Linked DNA regions of Homo sapiens: region 1 is linked to region 2. A link is a contact called in ENCODE Hi-C or POLR2A ChIA-PET data. All regions are on one chromosome and are shown on one strand. The core of a region is the stretch at or near the end of the contact, and the rest is flanking DNA. Distances in the headings are between cores, read along the strand shown.

Region 1 (4,968 bases), core at 2,403-4,902, 74 kb after region 2:
TTGCTCTGCTGGTGACAATATAAAACCTAACCCACCCTATCACTTTAAATTGTTACATAATTAAAAGAGATTCCTAAAGTACTTGCCCCAAATATAAAAGTTGAAAGTTTAATATCCTTATGATATAAAGAGTTCTTACAAATAAATAAGTAAAACTTTAACATTTCAGTAGAAAAATAGGTGTAGGATATGAACATTCAATTTACATACACACAGAAGGTGGGTGGAGAAAGACACACATATACACATACCAAATGGCCAATAAACGTATGAAAAATGTTCAACCTCTTTATAAATTAAGGAATACAAATGAACCCAGGAAGATACACATTTTTACCTCCAAGTTGCAAGGTTTTAACAAATGATACCACTGATCACTGGCAAAGAGGACAAGATAGGCACCTTCATATTCTGCTATTTGGATATAAACAACCTTCTGAAATGAAATTTTTCAATATATATGAAGAGTCATAGAAATGCTCACGTACTTCACCCAGTAATTCCCTACCAGGAATTTATTCTATGGAAATAAGCAGAGATATGCACAAAAAATGTTATGTAAAAAAATGCTTATTGCTACGTTATTTCTCTATGTGAAAAACTGGAAAAAAACCTGAAGTTCTCAACAATAGGGCATGTATAATCAGTAATGATTAATCAATAGAATTCAGTATTTGGCCTGCATTATTATAAACCATATCTTCGAAGAATCTTTACTGATGTGTAATGTTGAGTGACAAGGGAAGGGTTCATGAAGGTATTTTTCAATTTGATCACAATTTGATACCAAAATAATTTTTGTCTTTTCCTTGACACCCAATTTCAATGACACCCAAATTGTAATATGGGTTATCACTGAGCAGTAGGTGAACAGGTTATTTTAATTTTCTTCCTTATCTTTTTCTGTGTTTTTTACATTTTATGCAGTGGGCACATAGTATTTTACAGTCAGGAAAAAGTATACACATTTTCAAAAATGGTAAGCCAAGCATTGGAGACATGAATCACTATCGCTTTTGTATTCCTCATGGAAATGAGATTCAATAGTAAGTTACGTGTCTGGGGAAAATAGAGCTCATTTGAGTCAGAGGTTGGAAAGCTCTTATGAATACTAACCTCAGAAACCTCAAAATAGTATGTGGTAGAATAATGACATGGCACGAAAAGCCACGGATGTCAGTCTGAGTTAAGGTTAGAGTAGATACATACAACAGTCATAAGAGAAAAAAACTTACTAATCTATGATCTCCAGTTCTGGTAACCTCTAGGGTCGGTCTGTGCCTCCATATCAAACCTTTATCACAGTGCAGTGTACTGGGGCTGCTGCAACTTGGAAGCCTGGGTTCTCGTTCTGGCTGCTCTGCAAATATATTTTGTACTTAACCTTGGGCAAGTCACCAACTCTCTGAACTGAGAGTTTTCTTCCAGGGCTGGATCGTTATTCATTTTTGGAGTTTGGCATTCTGATGCACTTTCTAGCCCTGCAAGGTAAGATGTAAGTCTCCGGGGTGTCTGGCCAATGCTGAAGCAGATTGAGGCTCCTTTTGGGCCAACCCTTGGATCAGAGGTGTCCGAAGTCATCTTGGTTCAGTCGTTTTTTAATAATAAGTTGCCGTGACATAAGTTATTGGAAAGGACCACAGTTGAGGGTAAGAAAGGCAGTTTGATTCTCTTGTGGAGGTTATAAAATGAAAGCAGAGATCTGTCCCTGAATATGAGGAAACCTCGTATATAGTTTAACAATGTATTTTTTTCTTACATAAAAATCTAAGTTTGAAATTACCATCAGACTAAATTTCATCCCATCTGTGGTAGAGATGGTTTTAAAATTGAGACTTTAGAGGCAGCAGATCTTTATCCTGTACACCTGATACATAAGAAAAGCCCAGTTCAGAGGACTTTAGTTTTTAACCTTAAAGACAAACATATTCAGACATATATTGTATAAGGATGTATTACAAACTTTTTTTTTTTTTGAGACAGGGTCTTGTTCTGTCACCCAGGCTGGAGTGCAGTGGCGCGGTCTCAGCTCACTGCAACCTCCGCCTCCAGAGGCTCAAACAGTCCTCCTGCCTCAGCCTCCCAAGTAGCTAGGACTACAGGTGCATGCCACCATGCCCAGCTAATTTTTGTATTTTTTGTAGAGACGAGGTTTTCCCATGTTGCCCAGGCTGGTCTTGAACTCCTGGGCTCAAGCAATCTGCCCTCCTCAGCCTCCCAAAGTGCTGGGATTATAGGCAAGAGCCACAGGACCTGTCCTACAAACTTCTTTTACCTTAACCATGGTATAGAAAATACAGGCTGATCCATGCATACATCTAAAATTGAAACAAAAGTTTAACAAAACAATGCCTATCCTTATTATCTGCAATGCATTATGACATTTTCTAGTCTGTTTTATTCTATACTATTAAGAAACACTGGCTTTGACCATTTCATGCTACAGTAAAGTATTGCAGCCTTCATTTGAAGAACACTGGTATAGAGGTTTTTGAAGAGGTGCGCATAAGGGAGAGAAAAACAGCTGCATGTCCTGACAACTATTAAGTATCACTCATAAATTTATTTTCAGCAACATGGGAAAGGAAAATAGATCCTTTCTTTATTAAGTTAATTGTGACAGAAACTGGGACAAAAATAACGTGGGAGGAACATGTTAAAAGAGGAGATTTACACATATCCAGTGTTTTCCAGCAAGAAGAATGCATCTGAAAGAGGTAAAACTGTGATTATCGAAGCAATCCTATTACACCTATGCAGATGAATGAAATCACCAACTTTAGGCAACATGAAAAAATAAAAGGGCCAAGATCAAAGTGGACCTGGTATTATTTCTAGCGTCCATCTTGGATTTTTCTTTTTTTGTCTGAATCCCCATCTCAGGGTATGAGTCGTTATGAATCAAAGGATCACCGCCCAATAAAACCATTCTAGACAGAAACCTTTTGGGGTTGGGGGTGCACCATTCTCCTCTTCTACAGCTTCCAGACCACTCATTGCCCATGGATACCCACCAGCCTCCCACGTTCACACGACTCCATCTGCTTTTTTTGGTGTCTGTGTCTTCTGGAGCATTGACCAGGCCAGTATAGGGTACCGTTCCCTGCACCCAGAGTTTCACTCCCACCTCAAACTCTTTTACCTCCTGGGGTACATGTCCACGCTTTACTCCTCTCCTGCCCTCCAGCTTCTTTCTTTCTTTCCTCCCATTTCTCCTCTCTTCCCCTCCCTTTTGCCTTTGCTCTGCAGAGACACTGGTGCCGTGACACACATCTGAGCATGGCTGGTGGGGCTGACCAGTGGTCACCAGTGCAGGATTTAAGTGGTTGGAGCTTAATAGTAGCTACAAGTCTTTAATTTCTTCAGCAGGTTTTTAATGGCCTTTGATGCACGTTAGAAAAGACATGGAAAGTCCTGAATTCAGAGCCTTCATGCTGGGTATTGTATAGTCAGACCAGCCCTGTCTCTGGACTGAATGGGTCTCTTGAAATCATAAATGCATTGCTTAGGGATCAGTAGCCTCGGAGTGACCTTTCTCACTCATGGCTTTCCTGAGGCTCAGAAAGGCCAGGCCTTGTCCTGGGTGAGCCAGCCTCTCAGTACCCTGATGGCATGACTCAGAAAGCTGGACAATGCCCTAGAATGACTTTCTCCATTAAGCCCAAGAAATATTGCATAGAATCAGTCTGTCTGGAAATTCCTTATATGGAGAGGTTCTGAGACGATTGTATGTTTGGTTTGCAAGAGGATCATGGTTTAAAAAAAGAAAAAAAAGCCTAAGGCAGTGATATCATATTACTTACAGGCTTGGTTAAAAAAGATAGAGAAAATACTCCTTCAAACGTTTCCACCCTAATTCTGGATTACACTGGGGACGACAGCAAATCCCATTCCACTGGTTCTGGCTGACCTTCCCTGCATCTTGGAGCAAGGAACTCTCACTGTCTGCCTGTTTCTCCCAGCACAGCACTGCAGAGAGGCCCAGAGGCTATAAAGCCCTGCCACGTGTTTCTCCAAATGGGTGGTTTTTATTATTTCTGGAATGCAGTCCCCAGCCCCAAATCCTAATATGCTGACAAGGCAAAAGCAAAAGAGACCTGTGGAACCCCACCCAGTGACAGTTTGGTGTCCCTCCCCATCTGGGCTTGGTGCCCACCCTGTGACCCTCACTCTTCCTACTTCCCCCAAGGTGGCTGGGAGTGGAAGGCGAATTGGAGCACATTCAAAGCCAGAGTGGAAGGGAGTGATTTAAGATCTTCCTGTGAGATGGAGTCCTGGGCGGTCGCTTATTGTGCAGACTGGATTGTGCTATGGGATCTGCTCTGCCTGTGGAGGGGGACTGTGTTTCTACATCCACCTCATTTCATCAGGCAAGGAGGAGGGGCAGGTAGTCTGCAAAATTCCGCTATGTGGTTTAACACAGTGAAGACCTGAAACCTCCTTGATCACCAGGAAAGAGATGGGGAAACTGTACCTAGGCGTTTCTAAGCCAGGAGACCGGAGCTCGCTGAGGAATAATTATGTGGAAACAAATGTAAAGTTAAACCTTAAAAAGACAATTTAAAATATATTTACATAAAGTTATATACTTCTCATTTTAAAAGATGATTTAAGGAGATTTGGGCCTAAGTAAGGAGACATGAAATAAAAGAAAAAAGGGATTTTTTTTCAGGAAAAAAAGTGCTCCCCAAGTAGAACAAGAAAAATTCTCCAGCATAAGTTTCAATTAAAAAAAAAAAAAGTAAATTGACTCTAGCACATGGTATGGGGCTAAATAATAGAGTGGAGCAGAACTGTTATGGGTCATTTTTATATAGGCCGTAGTGCGTAAACATTTTCGACTGTGTTTTTTATTCTATTTCTTAATAGATGAGGGGTGGCATTGAGGCATAGAGTTTTTAAGTGATTTGAAGTCAAGATATAATCATTCTTGGCCCAGCTTCATAGTTCATTCTCCAAAAATAAGAT
Region 2 (4,416 bases), core at 456-2,955:
CTTGGATGAGCTGCAGGAAAGCAAGCGGCTGCTCTTCTGAGCTTACAGCTCAGACACTCCCAGCAGGGCCTGTTGCTGGGCAGTTTTCAGCACTAGGAGTCTTTGCAAACCTGCTCTTTGAGGATGGAGATTGTCTTTTCAAAGGAACTCAAAGTAGAATATGAATAGTTAACCTTTATTGAGAATTTACCATAGGTCAGGAATTCTGCTAACCACGTTTAATTCTCAAAACATCTCAATGGGTGAATTTTTAATTGATGATGATAATAAAAGATTGGATAATTTGCTCAAGGTCCACAGTTCACACAGAATGCAAATTTAGTTAATTGGATTCCAGAGTCTGTGTTTGCAGGCACCACGCTCTTCTGCAGAGATTGCAAGCTGGTAGCCTATAAGCCTTCAGTGTGCCTGATCCCCACATTGCTTTAAATATAAAAATGTTCAATAAAATTAAGGATTTCTGGCTTTTTTGAAAAAATGATAATGTCTTCCAACACTGGCCCAATTTTTGCATGGCAACAATGAATTGGGACTGAGTAGCTGTTGCCCCTTCTAGAGAGGGAATCTCCAGTTTTTCTGTTTGTACTGCTTCTTCTTGCAAAACTCCTAGCCCATTTCAATCATTTATGAAAATGACATGCCTGGCCCTCGGCATTTTGAAATTGTGACACTGCCTTTTGTCAAGCAAAATAGATTAAGACATAAGAGTATGAGCTGGAATAGAGAAATGAGGTGGTAAGACCCAGTTACACGAGCCACAAGTGTCTTTGCACTTAGTCATACACTCCAAGAGCACAAGCTCATCGCTGAGGCCAATTTATCCCTAGTCTCATTTTCAAGTTCACAGATAAGCAGAGAAGGGCTGGCTCAGGGTGGGGGTAGAAATGTACAGAAATTTCAAGAAGCATTGTAGTCTGAGATAAGCAACTTTCCCCATCTACTTTTAGGATATTACTTTTCATAAAGCTTTACCATAAGTTCTGCTTTATCATCTCTGCCTGAGCTTCCAGCTGGACAGACTCCGAAATCTAAAAGCCTGCAACTTCCAAAGGAGGACATTTAGCTGCCCAAGGCTGTACAGCCACACCAGGCTGATTGCTTCTGGGTAATCAGGTGGGAAATATCATCTGCATTTAGGGTTTCCTGTGCCATCAGTCTTCTCCAGATGCCTGCAGAGTTGAGATTCACGTACCCACACCAGCAACACTGTCCCTTAAAGGGCTGTAGTGCTTTTTGGGAAGTAGAGTAAATAAAATGATTTATTAGTTTTCTTTAACCAGAAGAATCAATCACTCTGGTCAAGGCAAGGACCATCATGTGGTGACATGATGTTGAGGTCCAGCTTTTGAACTCTTCAGAGTAAGCCGAGAATGATCTTACATCAGGCACCTCCAGAGAAGCATGGACCCCTCAAGTCCACTGTGACCACCAAGCTGAGGCCATGAGACTCCGGAAAACTTTATCTTAGAATATGTCTTCTTTGCATAAAAGGAACAATTAAGCTTGGCTTCCTGACATTGAGGGTGACTAGGCTTTTCCCTAACAACCGGTAGGGCAGCTGGCATTTTCATGCTTTCACAGCCGGAAGACTCTAGCCCCAAGTTGTGTGCTCTAGTCTCTCTTCCAGACAAGTATTTTCAGAATTCTTGACTAAAATATCTCAATAAAGGCTGCTCTTTCCTAAACCTCAACCTCAGAGCTTCCCTGGAGGATGACTCATCTTGAGCAGAGGCAGCGCAGCAGACCTGTATGAGCAGGGCGTGGGCTTGGACAGCCCTGGGTTTGCAACTGGCTTCTCTGCTTGCTGGCTGGGTGGGCCTACAATTCAGTCACCTCACCTCCCTGGGCAAAGATTTCTTCATTCAAGGAATGCATAATGACCCTGCCTCCCAGGGTTGGAATAAAACTTCTTTAAAATAATGCAGCACAGAAAAGAGCTTAGAAAGATGTTTGTGTGCGGTAGTGTGAGGGGGGACAGATCATGTGTTCCAAGGGAATACAGGAAGGGTTTAATAAAAGGTCTTCCTGATTCTGTCCCCTGCCTGCGTCTCTAATTTTCTTGTTCCCATTGCCCTTTCTCACTCAGTGTGGTGTTTCTTCTGCTAAAAACATTCTTCCTACCCCTCACCCCACACTTGCCTCACTCCCTCTTCCTCCCTCTTCAGGTTGCTGCCTTCCCTGGCCTTCCAGACTGGATCAGGTCCCCAGGCCAAACTTTTTGAAACCAAGTTGTACTTTCTCTTCACAGCATTTCCTGCTGTATCTGAGATGATGCCACTATCTGTCTCCCACTATTCTTAGAACTTCCTAAGAGCAGGGCTCTCCTGTTTTGCCCACAGCTGTATCCCAAATGCCTAAAAAGAACCTGCCACATAGTAGGTCCTCAATAAATATTTGCTGAATGAGTAATAAAACTTAGCTTGATCTTTCTTTTGATTATACAACAGTCAACAGACGTATATTAAGAAATCATTCTTGGCCAGGCGTGGTGGCTCATGCCTGTAATCTCAGCATTTTGGAAGGCCGAGGTGGGCAGGTCACCTGAGGTCAGGAGTTCGAGACCAGCCTGGCCAACATGGCGAAACCCCGTCTCTACTAAAAATACAAAAATTTGCCAGGCATGGTGGCGAGCATCTGTAATCCCAGCTACCCAGGTGGCTGAGGCAGGGAGAATTGCTTGAACCCAGGAGGCGGAGGTTGCACTGAGCTGAGATCGCACCACTGCACTCCAGCCTGGGTGACAGAGTGAGACTCTGTCTCAAAAAAAAAAAATTATTCTTAACCATCTAAAATTTAACTCATAATGGATCAAAGGCCTAAATGGAAGAGCCAAAACTATAAAACTCTTAGGAGAAAACATAGGGGTAAATGCTGATGACCTTGGATTTGGGAATGGAGCCTTACAATATGACACCAAAAGCACAAGCAACAAAAGAAAAAAGTAGATAAATTGAATATTACTAAAATTAAAAACTTTTGTGTTTCAAAGGACATCATCAAGAAAGTGAAAAGGCAATCTGCACAATGGGAGAAGTTTTTCCAAATCACAGATCTGATAAGAAACTTGTATATAGGATGCATTTTAAAAATTCTTATAACTCAATAGCAAAAAGATAAATAACCCAATTTAAAAATGGGAAAAAAAATGAATAGACATTTTTCCAAAGAAGATATAAAATAGCCATTAAGCACATGAAAAGATGCTCAACATCATTAGGTATCAGGGAAATAGAAATCAAAACCATAATGAGATACCACTTAACACCTACTATAATGGCTAGAATCAAAAATTCTGATAATAACAAATATTGGTGAGGATCAGAAACCTCATTCATACGCAGCTGGTGGTAGTGTAAAATGATGCAGCCATTTTTGAAATATAGTCTAGCAGTTCCTCATAAAGTTAAAGACAGAGTTAGCGTTTGACCAGCAATTTTACTCTGTGATATACCCAAGACATATGAAAAAATGTCCATACAAAAACTTGTGTATGAATGTTCATAGCAGAGTTATTCATAATAGCCAAAAAAGAGAAAAGAACCCAAATATCCATCACCCGATAAATGGATAAATGAAATGTAGTCTATCCATACAATAGAATATTATTCAGCCATAAAGGAGGAAGTACTGATATATGCTATGACATGAATGAAAACATTCAGTTAAGTGAAAGAAGCCAGACCCAAAAGGCCACATATTATATGCTTCTATTTATATGAAATGTCCAGAATAGGCAATCCATAGAGACAGAAAGTCGATTAGTGTTTGCCTTGGGTGTGGGGGAAGGGATGGGAGGATGAGGAGTAAAAAGCTAAAGGGCACAGTGTTTCTTTGGGCCATGATGGGAATGTCATAAAATCAGTTGTAATGATGGTTTCACAACTCCGTGAATATACTAAAAAAAATCCAATTCTGTCCTTTAATGAGTCAATCATATGATATATGAATTACATTTCGAACTGCAAAAAAAGGGAAAGAGAGATCATTACATGCCCATGAATTTTTAGGTATTAAGAGAAGCATGTGACTCTCACCTGCAACGACTTAACAAGCCAGATGGGACGACAAACATATATGAAATAATAAGCAATACTAAATCAGTTATAACCAAACACTACACCACGAAGCAAAAGCTGCGGTCCTAAGAAGGCGCACAACCTATGAAGATGGGGCATCTTGCATAGGAGATATCTTAAATTCTGAATACAGAAACTACATCCTGTGACACTTGGTGTTGACACTAGCTATTTTCTAGCACTGTTGTCTGCTTTTCCATATGTTTTAGTCAGCACCTCCCAGCTAGATCGACTGTTTCATCGCTGCCTTCCCCTAGCTGCAAGCACAGTGCTTGGCACTCACTTAGGGTGGTGGGTTCTATGACTGGAGGTGGAGCCAGTGTCGGGATGTAAAGCCTCC

Evidence for each region. Hi-C counts contacts between places; a loop is a spot of excess contacts on that map. ChIA-PET counts read pairs that join two places held with the same protein, here RNA polymerase II (POLR2A). Pooled maps may share reads with other maps.
Region 1: a map of PC-9 shows a loop between it and region 2 (2.9-fold over the local background). The contact joins two enhancer-like sites. A Hi-C loop is called at or near these places in 1 of 168 maps with a recorded cell type or tissue (PC-9) and 2 of 50 pooled maps. POLR2A ChIA-PET finds 5 or more read pairs at or near these places in 2 of 52 experiments (AG04450 and OCI-LY7).

The regions. Positions count from the first base shown.
Region 1 is chr5:72,138,004-72,142,971 of GRCh38, forward strand. The region is part of intron 2 of MAP1B (microtubule associated protein 1B); the gene reads left to right. Among named protein-coding and RNA genes, the nearest start is that of MIR4803, 29 kb to the right of the region's middle. Within about 2 kb of position 3,653, at least 12 of the 41 ENCODE cell types and tissues checked have a DNase peak (open chromatin) inside an H3K27ac peak, as active enhancers do; they include PC-9, where a contact is called at or near this core.
Region 2 is chr5:72,066,131-72,070,546 of GRCh38, forward strand. No RefSeq gene overlaps it. Among named protein-coding and RNA genes, the nearest start is that of MAP1B, 39 kb to the right of the region's middle. Within about 2 kb of position 1,706, at least 2 of the 41 ENCODE cell types and tissues checked have a DNase peak (open chromatin) inside an H3K27ac peak, as active enhancers do; they include PC-9, where a contact is called at or near this core.